Linked DNA regions of Homo sapiens: region 2 is linked to region 1. The links are chromatin contacts, found by Hi-C or POLR2A ChIA-PET in ENCODE. All regions are on one chromosome and are shown on one strand. The core of a region is the stretch at or near the end of the contact, and the rest is flanking DNA. Distances in the headings are between cores, read along the strand shown. Region 1 holds the start of RIPOR3-AS1 (RIPOR3 antisense RNA 1). Region 2 overlaps RIPOR3 (RIPOR family member 3).

What was found. A loop is a pair of places that touch in the nucleus more often than their neighbours do. ChIA-PET counts read pairs that join two places held with the same protein, here RNA polymerase II (POLR2A). Pooled maps may share reads with other maps.
Region 2: a map of PC-9 shows a loop between it and region 1 (9-fold over the local background). The contact joins the enhancer-like site here to the promoter of RIPOR3-AS1 in region 1. A Hi-C loop is called at or near these places in 3 of 168 maps with a recorded cell type or tissue (Caco-2, Calu3 and PC-9) and 2 of 50 pooled maps. POLR2A ChIA-PET finds 5 or more read pairs at or near these places in 10 of 52 experiments (A673, Caco-2, H1 and 7 more).

What each region holds. Positions count from the first base shown.
Region 1 is chr20:50,642,766-50,647,919 of GRCh38, reverse strand. RIPOR3-AS1 (RIPOR3 antisense RNA 1) reads right to left here and starts at 2,449. Exons shown (of 3, transcript NR_111906.1): 1 at 2,427-2,449; 2 at 2,034-2,222. The region is part of intron 1 of RIPOR3 (RIPOR family member 3); the gene reads left to right. RefSeq lists an enhancer at 2,841-3,422.
Region 2 is chr20:50,675,169-50,680,322 of GRCh38, reverse strand. The region is part of intron 1 of RIPOR3 (RIPOR family member 3); the gene reads left to right. Among named protein-coding and RNA genes, the nearest start is that of RIPOR3, 14 kb to the left of the region's middle. Within about 2 kb of position 1,927, at least 4 of the 41 ENCODE cell types and tissues checked have a DNase peak (open chromatin) inside an H3K27ac peak, as active enhancers do; they include PC-9, where a contact is called at or near this core.

The sequences.
Region 1 (5,154 bases), core at 1,200-3,699:
AATGAAGAGAAAAAGAGCAAGTCCTCGCAACTGAAAGTAACTGTAAGATAATTTCAGTGGCTTCCAATGTATAGATGAGGAACTGGAGGCTCAAAGAGGATAAGTGACTTGTCCAAGGTCACATAGTGAGAATGAGGTGGCCGGGTGCGGTGGCTCATGCCTGTAATCCCAGCACTTTGGGAGGCCGAGGCGGGTGGATCACGAGGTCAGGAGATCGAGACCATCCTGGCTAACACGGTGAAACCCTGTCTCTACTAAAAATACAAAAAATTAGCCGGGCATGGTAGCGGGCGCCTGTAGTCCCAGCTACTTGGGAGGCTGAGGCAGGAGAATGGCGTGAACCCGGGAGGCGGAGCTTGCAGTGAGCCGAGATTGCGCCACTGCACTCCAGCCTGGGTGACAGAGCAAGACTCCATCTCAAAAAAAAAAAAAAAAAAAAAAGAGAATGAGGCAAAGGCTAGACTTGAACTTCTGTTGACTCCAAGGCCTCTGCTCACCTCTGTGTCAGTCTGTGGGTGTGTATCTCACAGGTTATTGGCATGTCTGCAAAGAGTCCCAAAATCCTGGTCCCCAGACGTCACTTTTCTTTTTTTTCTTTTGAGATGGAGTTTCGCTCTTGTCGCCTAGGCTGGAGTACAGTGATGCGATCCTGGCTCACTACAACCTCCGCCTCCCGGGTTCAAGTGATTCTCCTGCCTCAGCCTCCCAAGTAGCTGGGATTACAGGCGTCCGCCACCACGCCTGGCTAATTTTTGTATTTTTAATAGAGACAGGGTTTTGCCATGTTGGCCAAGCTGGTCTTGAACTCCTGACCTCAAGTGATCCGTCCGCCTCGGCCTCCGAAAGTGCGGATTACAGGTGTGAGCCACCACGCCCGGCCCCCTTTTCTTTTTCACATGAGCTCAAAACTTAGTACTGTCCTTTTTCTTATGGGAACTACCTATGCTAGCCACATTTCCTGTAATATGAGCCCCTATGAAGCAAGCCTTCTTTCCCTGGTGATCTTTATTACAAAATTGGAGATGCATTCCCAACGAAATCATCTCCCAGTAGACCCAAGCAAGAATGTTTGGCAAATAAGAAATTAATTAATAAACAGCTTGTAGTACACAAACTTTAGTGTCTGCCTGGAATATTTTGCAACACTTTTGGAAACTCTAGAATTACAATCCCAGCACAAGCTGTTTATTTCAGGCTGTTAGGCCACATACATATCTCATATGCTTGAGAATCTAGTGACTCCACTCTGAGCATCAGGAATGGAGCCCCTGTTCCTTTTGTGTGGGCATTTATAGTGGCTGGTAGAGCAGGGTTGCAATACCTGGGGAGACCAGGAGGGGGTCTGCTTCCAACAGGAAATGGATTTAAGGCTAAAGGTTCTTGAAATTCAAGGCTTTGGGTTCTAGAAAATAAGTCTGTTCCTTTGGGAGGAAATCCACTTTCCTCATGATGTAGGTTAACCATCTGACTTAAAGTTGCTCAGTCCTGGGCCACGCACAGTGGCTCCCACCTGTAATCCCAGCACTTTGGGAGGCCCAGGAGGGTGAATCGCTTGAGCTCAGGAGTTTGAGACCAGACTGGGCAACATCACAGCAAAACCCTTTCTCTAACCAAAGATACAAAAATTCCCCTGGCATGGTGGTACACACCTATGGTCCCGGCTACTCAGGAGGCTGAGGCAGGAGGATCACTGGAGCCTAGGACATTGAGGTTGCAGTGAGCTGTGACCGCACCACTGCACTCCAGCCTGGGCGACATAGTGAGAACCTGTCTATAAATAAATAAATAAATACATAAATACATGAAGTTGCTCAGTCCTGGGAATGGAACAAAGAAGATGTGAAAAAAAATCTGACTTTTCTGCCTCCCTGCATAGATCCTGCCCCAGGGAGGCGCTTTAGCTGGGGTCAGAGTGCCTGGAACAGTCTCCCTCTCCAATAGGCACCAGGATGAAAAAGAAACTGCATATTTCACTGTCAAAAGAAAAACCAGAACAGCAGGCCGGCTTGATGTGTCTCTTGTAAATTGTTTACCTCTGGAGGACCAGATGGCTCATCTCTTGTTGAACCCTTGACCACTTCCCGTGCTGTTAACAGCCTCCACTAGCAAACAGACCCGGCTCCACCGGCTCACGTGGCTGTGCGGGAGTCCCAAGGCCGGCTGGCCTGTGGGGAGTTGTGGGCATTCCAGAGGGTTGACTCAGCAGTCCTGGGCTCCGGATGCTTGAGGAAATGCAAGACAGGAAGGATCTAGGTTAGGCAAATGGTCAGGTGTGGCAGGGATGGACAGCAGCTGGAGGGAGCGGGGATGGGCTTGAACTGCGCATGCCCACAGGGTTCCCAGTGCCCTTAGGCTATGGCCCTAGCGCCTCACCCTTCTAACGTAGGGTCCTTCTAACGTAGTCCCCATTCACCTCACTCGCTCACCTCTTACCACTCAGATGCCTTTGAATGTCAGCCTCTCCCCCGGCCCCACCTCGCCCTGGCTACGTGTTGGGTGGAGTGGGAGAGGCCGCATCTCCCTGCTGCCTTACAGACCTGGGAGAATCCGCAGACACAGGATGGATTGCGAACAGGCTCTGTCCTATGACATGAGCTGGCTGTGATTTATTTTTGAGGGATAGGAACGGGACACAACGGTGCTCCTGCCTTCCTGGGCAGGGGTAGCGAGCTTTTGGCCGTCCCTGCCTGGGCTCCATCCTTAGACACCACAGAACAAGGCCTCTCTGGAGCTGGCTGCTGGGATTTTTTTGTAAACTACTGTATAATAAGAAATGGGGGCCAGGCGCAGTGGCTCATGCCTGTAATCCCAGCACTTTGGAAGGCTGAGGCAGGCGGATTGCCTGAGGTCAGGAGTTTGAGACCAGGCTGGTCAACATGATGAAACCCTGTCTCTACTAAAAATACAAAAAAATTAGCTGGGCTTGGTGGCGTGTGCTTGTAATCTCAGCTACTCGGGAGGCTGAGGCCGGGGAACTGCTTGAACCACGGAGGTGGAGGTTGCAATGAGCCAAGATTGCGCCCCTGCACTCCAGTCTGGGTGACAAGAGCGAAACTCCGTCTCAAAAAAAAAAAATAAAAAATAAAAAATAAATAAAAGGGCTGGGTGCAGTGGCTCACACCTGGAATCCCAACACTTCGGGAGGTTGAGGTTGAGGATCGCTTGAGCCCAGGAGTTTGAGAATAGTCTGGGCAACATGGTGAAACTCCGTCTCTACAAAAAAAAAAAAAAAAAAAAAAAAAAGCAAACAAAAAAAAACAAAACAGAAATTAGCCGGTCATGGTGGCACATGCCTGTAGTCCCAGCTACTCAGGAGACTGAGGTGGGAGGATTGCTTGAGCCCGGGAGGCAGAGGTAGCAGTGAGCCAAGATTGCACCACTGCACTCCAGCCTGGTGATAGGGCCAGATCTTGCCTCAAAGAAAAAAAAGAAAAGAAAAGAAATATGTACCAATCCAGGTTATAAAAAGTATTTCATGTTTATATTAAACAAATTAATGCATTTAACATGTATACATGTGCTCCTTGAGAAACTAAAGTGGTAATTTGTTTCTGTGCACAAGAAAAGACTAGAATTAACATATCTATTTTAGCAGTTATAAAATACTGTTTTTAGTGTCAAAAATGTGCCTTAAGAATTTTCGGTTGGGGTCAGGTGCAGTGGCTTATGCCTGTAATCCCGGCGCTTTGGGAGGCTGAGCTGGGAGGATTACATGAGGCCAGGAGTTCCAAACCAGCCTGGGCAATATAGTGACAAACTAAGGGACATTTTTATTTTTTATTTATTTTTAAATTTTTTTAGAGATGTGGTCTCATTCTGTTGCCCAGGCTGGAGTGCAGTGGCACAATCCTGGCTCACTGCAGCCTTGAACTCCTGGGCTCAAGAAATCCTCCTGCCTTAGCCTCCCAGCTGGGTGCGGTGGCTCACGCCTGTAATCCCAGCACCTTGGGAGGCTGAGGTGGGCGGATCACGAGGTCAGGAGATCGAGACCATCCTGGCTAACACGGTGAAACCCCATCTCTACTAAAAATACAAAAAATTAGCCGGGCACAGTGGCGGGCGCCTGTAGTCCCAGCTACTTGGGAGGCTGAGGCAGGAGAATGGCAGAATGGCGTGAACCCGGGAGGCGGAGCTTGCAGTGAGCCGAGATTGCACCACTGCACTCCAGCCTGGGCGACAGAGTGAGGCTCCATCTCAAAAAAAAAAAAAAAAAGAAAGAAAGAAAGAAATCCTCCTGCCTTAGCTGGGACTACAAGTACATACCACCATGCTCAGCTAATTTTTCAACATTTATTTTTAATTAAAACAATTTATTTATGAGTGACCATGACCCAAGACATAGCCTCAGGGGGTCCTGAGAACATGTGCCCAACTTTTTTTTTCACTTCTTGTAGAGATGGGTCTCTCTGTGTTGCCCAGGCTGGTCTCAAACTCCTGGCTTTAAGCGGTCTTCCCACCTCGGCCTCCCAAAGTGGTGGGATTTGGCCAGACATGGTGGCTCACAGCTGTAATCCCCACACTTTGGGAGGCCAAGGCGGGAGGATCACTTGAGGTCAGGAGTTTGAGACCAGCCTGGCCAAGATGGTGAAACCCCAACTCTACTAAAAAAAAAAAAAAAACACACACAAAAATTAGCCTGGCCTAGTGGTGCACACTTGTAGTCCTAGCTACTTGGGAGGCTGAGGCGGGAGAATCACTGGAGCCTGGAGGCAAAGGTTGCAGTGAGCCAAGATCCAGCCACTGCACTTCCGCCTGGGCGACAGAGCGAGACTCCATCTCAAAAAAAAAAAAAAAAGTGCTGAGATTACAGGCTTGAGCCACTGCATCCAGCCCTGATGGACATTTTTCTATTCTTTTTGGGTTTTTTTTTTGAGATGGAGTTTCGGTCTTGTTGCCCAGTCTGGAGTGCAATGGTGCAATCTCGGCTCACCGCAACCTCTGCCTCCCGGGTTCAAGCAATTCTCCTGCCTCAGCCTCCTGAGTAGCTGGGATTACAGGCATGTGCCACTACGCCCGGCTAATTTTGTATTTTTAGTAGAGACAGGGTTTCTCCATGTTGGTCAGGCTGGTCTCGAACTCCTGACCTCAGGTGATCTGCCCGCTTTGACCTCCCAAAGTGCTGGGGTTACAGGCGTGAGCCACAGCACCTGGCCT
Region 2 (5,154 bases), core at 678-3,177, 33 kb before region 1:
TCCTGTGGATCATTTAGTTTTCCTTGTCATGACTCCAGGAAAGGCTATAAAAATAATCAGTGGGCCCCGCTGGCCGTAATTGACTGTAGAGAGAAGTTGGCTACCACAGCGCCTGAGTTATGAGAATCTGTTTCAGATGCAGGCTTCAGTTGAGCCTCGTCTAATGACACCTGCTCCCCAAGGCCAGCGGAGGGTGGGGGTGCTGACGCTTGTCTGCATGCTTCTCTTCCTTCCCGGGTTCCAGGGAGCTCCTGGCAGAGGGACCCAGGACAAAACAGAGATGCTGGGAGGAGAGGACCAAGCATGGATCTGGCCCTGCTGCTTGCACCAAATTCCAGGTCTACTGTTTGTTTGTCTGTTTGTTTTGAGACAGGATCTTACTCTGGTTGCCAGGCTGGAGCGCAGTGGTGTGATCTTGGCTCACTGCAGCCTCAACCTCCTGAGCTCGGGTGATCCTCCCACTTCAGCCTCCTGGGTAGCTGGGACTACAGGTGTATGCCGCCATGCCTGGCTAATTTTTGCAGTTTTTTAGTAGAGACGGTTTTTTTTTTTTTGAGACAGAGTCTCACTCTATTGCCCAGGCCCGAGTGCAGTGGCGCGATCTCGGCTCACTGCAACCTCTGCCTCCCAGGTTCAAGTGATTCTCCTGCCTCAGCCTCCCGAGTAGCTAGGACTACAGGTGAGCGCCACCACGCCCGGCTAATTTTTTTTTTTTTTTTTTGTATTTTTAGTAGAGACAGGGTTTCACCATGTTTGCCAGAATGGTCTCGATCTCCTGACCTTGTGATCTGCCCACCTCAGCCTCCCAAAGTGCTGGGATTACAGGCGTGAGCCACTGCACCAGTGGAGATGGGATCTTGCCATGTTGCCCAGGCTGGTCTCGAACTCCTGAACTCAAGCGATCCTCCCACCTCAGCCTCCCAAATTGCTGGGATTACAGGTGTGAGCCACCGTGCCCGGCCCAGTCCACTGTTTGTTGGCCATGAACCTGGGGCAAGAAACTTCACTTCTTGGTGCCTCTTTTTTAAATTTTATTCTTTTTTTTAACCATAAACTCAACCAAGTGGCACCCTCATTTTATATATTTTTAAATATTATATATATATTTTTTGAGGTATATATATTTTAAAATATTATATGTGTATCTCTCTCTCTCTGTGTGTGTGTGTGTGTATATATATATATATTTTTTTTTTTTTTTTTTTTTTTTTTTTTTTTGAGACAGGATCTTGCTTTGTCACCCAGGCTGGAGTGTAGTGGTGCAATCCTGGCTCACTGCAGCCTCGAATTCCTGGGCTCAAGCAATCCTCCCACCTTGGCTTCCTGAATAGCTAGTACTACAGGTGTGGATCACCAGGCTTGGCTAATTTTTTGAATTTTTTGTAGAGATGAAGTCTCACTTTGTTGCCCAGGCTGGTCTTGAACTCCTGAACTCAAGTGATCCTCCCACCTGGGCCTCCCAAAGTGCTGGGATTACAGGCATTTTAAACAGATAATAATGGTTCCTCCTCCTGGGGTGATGTAAGGATTGAATGAGTTAATAACATGCAAAGCACTTGCAAGGAGCCTCCACCATGTGCAAAGTCCTGTGTCAACGCCAGCTTTTGTTATTTATTCAAGACTCCCCCACTCTTCCTCCCTTGACACTTGAGTCGTATGTGGTTGTGCCAAAATATCTTAGTCCAGTCCCCTGATGATGGACGTGAGATCAGTTCCGATCTTTTGTGATCACGAATAGCACTGCATTGAATAACCTGTAGCTTGTGAGCCAACCCCTCCACCCACCCCTTAAGGTATGTGAACCCCATGATAACCTTGGCCTTGGACTTTCCTTCCCGGAGCCTGCAGAACGAGGAGAGATATGTGGGCATGTGGCCAACTCTGGCCTGGCATGCAAACAGGCCTGTGGGGTGGGGTGGGAGGTGGGGGTAGGCCCTCCCTGAGCCAGGTGGGACAGATTCCTGCTGTGTCCATCTGGTGAGTGAGGAGCCACAGGGTGAGTTTCAGAGGGTTGGGCCAAGGCCACCCAGCCCCCAGGTTCCTGGTGAATGCCCTTATGTGGACTGGAGAGAGGAAACCTGTACTGTGCCTTGTGGGCTCTGCCCATTTTTTGTGATCTTCCTCTAGGAAGCCCGCTGGGATCTCTGCTCCAACACACTTTGCTATATCAGCCACCGGTTTAGCACCCATGGTGGCTGGTTCTCTTCTTGGGGGGCAAAACCCATGATGATTGAGAAAATGAGATGGGGAGTCAGGAGGCTGATTTTGGTCCTGACTTCCCAGCACCTCCACCCTTGTAACTCCTGTGGCTCCGTGTCCTCATCTGAAAGCAGACTAAGAAGACGAATAATAAGGCCAGGCGCGGTGGCTCATGCCTATAATCCCAGCACTTTGGGAGGTCGGGACAGGTGCATCAGTTGAGGTTAGGAGTTCAAGACAAGCCTGGCCAACATGGTGAAACCCCGTCTCTACTAAAAATACAAAAATTAGCTGGGCGTGGTGGCACGTGCCTGTAATTCCAGGTACTTGAGAGGCTGAGGCAGGAGAATCACTTGAACCAGGGAGGCAGAGGTTGCAGTGAGCTGAGATCGCCCCACTGCACTCCAGCCTGGGTGACAGAGTGAGATCTTGTCTCAAAAAAAAAAAAAAAAGGCCAGGCGCGGTGGCTCACGCCTGTAATCCCAGCACTTTGGGAGGCCGAGGCAGGTGGATCACCTGAGGTCAGGCGTTTGAGACCAGCCTAACCAACATGGTGAAAACCCATTTTTACTAAAAATACAAAAATTAGCCAGGTGTGGTGGTGTGTGTCTGTCATCCCAGCTACTCAGGAGGCTGAGGCAGAAGAATCGCTCGAACCCGGGAGGTGGAGGTTGCATTGAGCCGAGATTGCGCCACTGCACCCAGGCCTGGGCAACAAGAGCAGAACTCGGTCTAAAAAAAAAAAAAAAAAAAAAAGTAAAACAAGAAAATAATAATAATAATGGTAACAAATTCACAGGAAGGTCTTGTGAAGTCTCAGAGACGTAATGCAAATGGGTTTGGACCCTGTGTCTGGCACAAGAAATATAAGCTGGTGTGAGAAAATGACCTATCTATGGGAATGTCTGGGCCACAGGCACTTGCAGCCACCTATGAAGGGAGTTAGTCCGAATTCCCAGGGCCTTGGCAAATCATCCACCCTCAGAACTGAGTTTTCTCTAGCAAATGAGGGTGCTAATGATATGTATCCCAAGGGTTTGATGTGAGAATTAAATGAGACCAGGCACATATTGCTTTGCATTTACACTGTGGTATTGTTGATATTATTAGTTATCTGTGTTGATAGTTGTGAGCATCCTTCCAGACATTGGCACAATGCGGTGCACGCAGCTGGTGCTTGGTGACTGCAAATGGATTGACGGACAGGGCCCAGTATCTGGGCTGGGTGTGGGTGGCTCACACCTGTAATCCTAGCACTTTGGGAGAATGAGGCAGGAGGATTGCTTGAGCCCAGGAGTTTGAAACCAGCCTGGGTATAAGCAAGACCTCTACTAAAAAAAAAAAAAAAAAAAAAGTAGAATCTGGAGGATGCACTGATAGAGAAACCCATTTCTGATGTTGTGGAGCCCTTAGGGAGAATAAAGGGGAAAAGCCTGATGTGACCTCACCTGTGGGTTTTTTTATTTTGTTTTGAGACTGAGTATTGCTCTGTGGCCCCAGCTGGAGTACAGTGGCATGATCACGGCTCACTGCAGCCTTGACCTCCTGGGCTCAAGTGATCCTCCTACCTCAGCCTCCAGAGTAGCTGGGACCACAGGCATGCACCACCATGTCTGGCTAATTTTTGTATTTTTAGTAGAGACGGGGTCTCTCTATGTTGCCCAGGATGGTCTTGAACTCTTGGGCTCCAGCGAACCTCCTGCCTTAGCATCCCAAAATTCTGGGATTACAGGCATGAGCCCCCACACCCAGCCCTCACCTGTGGTTTTATAGTCAGCTACAGCTTAATTCTGGGAGATGATGGGCCTCATCCCACACACCATGGCAAGTACGTGACACAGCAGGAGGCAGACCAACTTCCCCTGACTCTCAGGGCAGCAACCTTCACCCTGACCTTCAGCCCCATGCAGGAAGCAGCCCGTCGGGGTGAGACACAGTATCCATCTGTGGCCAGAGCCCTTGCACATTTTTGACATTTTTGTGTCTTGGGACAAAAGGCGAAGGAACTCAGATGAACTGGTTCTTGTTTCCTGGTGGAAAAACACTCCTGCCCTTATGGAATCTTCGCTGTTGTGTGGTTTTGCCTGTATTTGTGTCTCTCCCTCACTACCCTACAGTTCAGCAGTAGCTATTCTAGAAAACCCACATAAGGTAGACCCAGGAATGATTTCTGGGATTGTCTGAGGATATTTAAGGGGCCAGAGGGCTCCCTGCACCATCGATGCTGGCCCTGGATCTCCTGCCCCGTCTGCCGTTCGACTTGCCCTGAATGCGTGAACAAATGAATGAGCAGACATTTGCTGGACAGCTGCTGCCCTCCAGGCACTGGTGTGCTGGTGTTCCACAGCCCGGGGGCCGAGAGCCACTCAAAGCATTCATATTGGGAAGTTGGCAGGGATGGTCTGGTCAACAGCATGGGCGTTGGCATTGGAGTCAGATGAACCTGGCTTTGTCAGACCCTAAATAGGGTGGCCTTGGACAGACCTGCCTGAACCTGTTTCCTCAACTGCAAAATGTGAATAAAGATAGCACAGTGTGGTCGGTGAGGACTGAGCAAGGAAGTGGCTCTAGCACTTGGCATACACAGTTGGTCCTTAAAAGTGGGCTTTAGACCAGATAGACCAAATTCAAATCTAGATCCAGCTATGAGTCCCTTAACTTCTCTGAGTCTTGATCACTCTCTCTGTAACATGGTATAGTAACCTCTTACAGTTGTTGTGAGGATTTAGGTGAATTCACACATATGATGCATTTATAATGCAGAGAACCTAGTGCATGGTAACCACCTGTATTAGCTTCCTAGGACTGCTGTAATGAAGCACCTCCAACTAGGTGGCTTCAAACAACAGAAACTCGTTCTTTCACAGTTCTGGATGCTAGAAGTTTGAAATCAGGGTGTCAGCAGGGCCACTTTCCCTCTGAAGACTCTAAGGAAGAATCCTTTCTTGCCTCTTA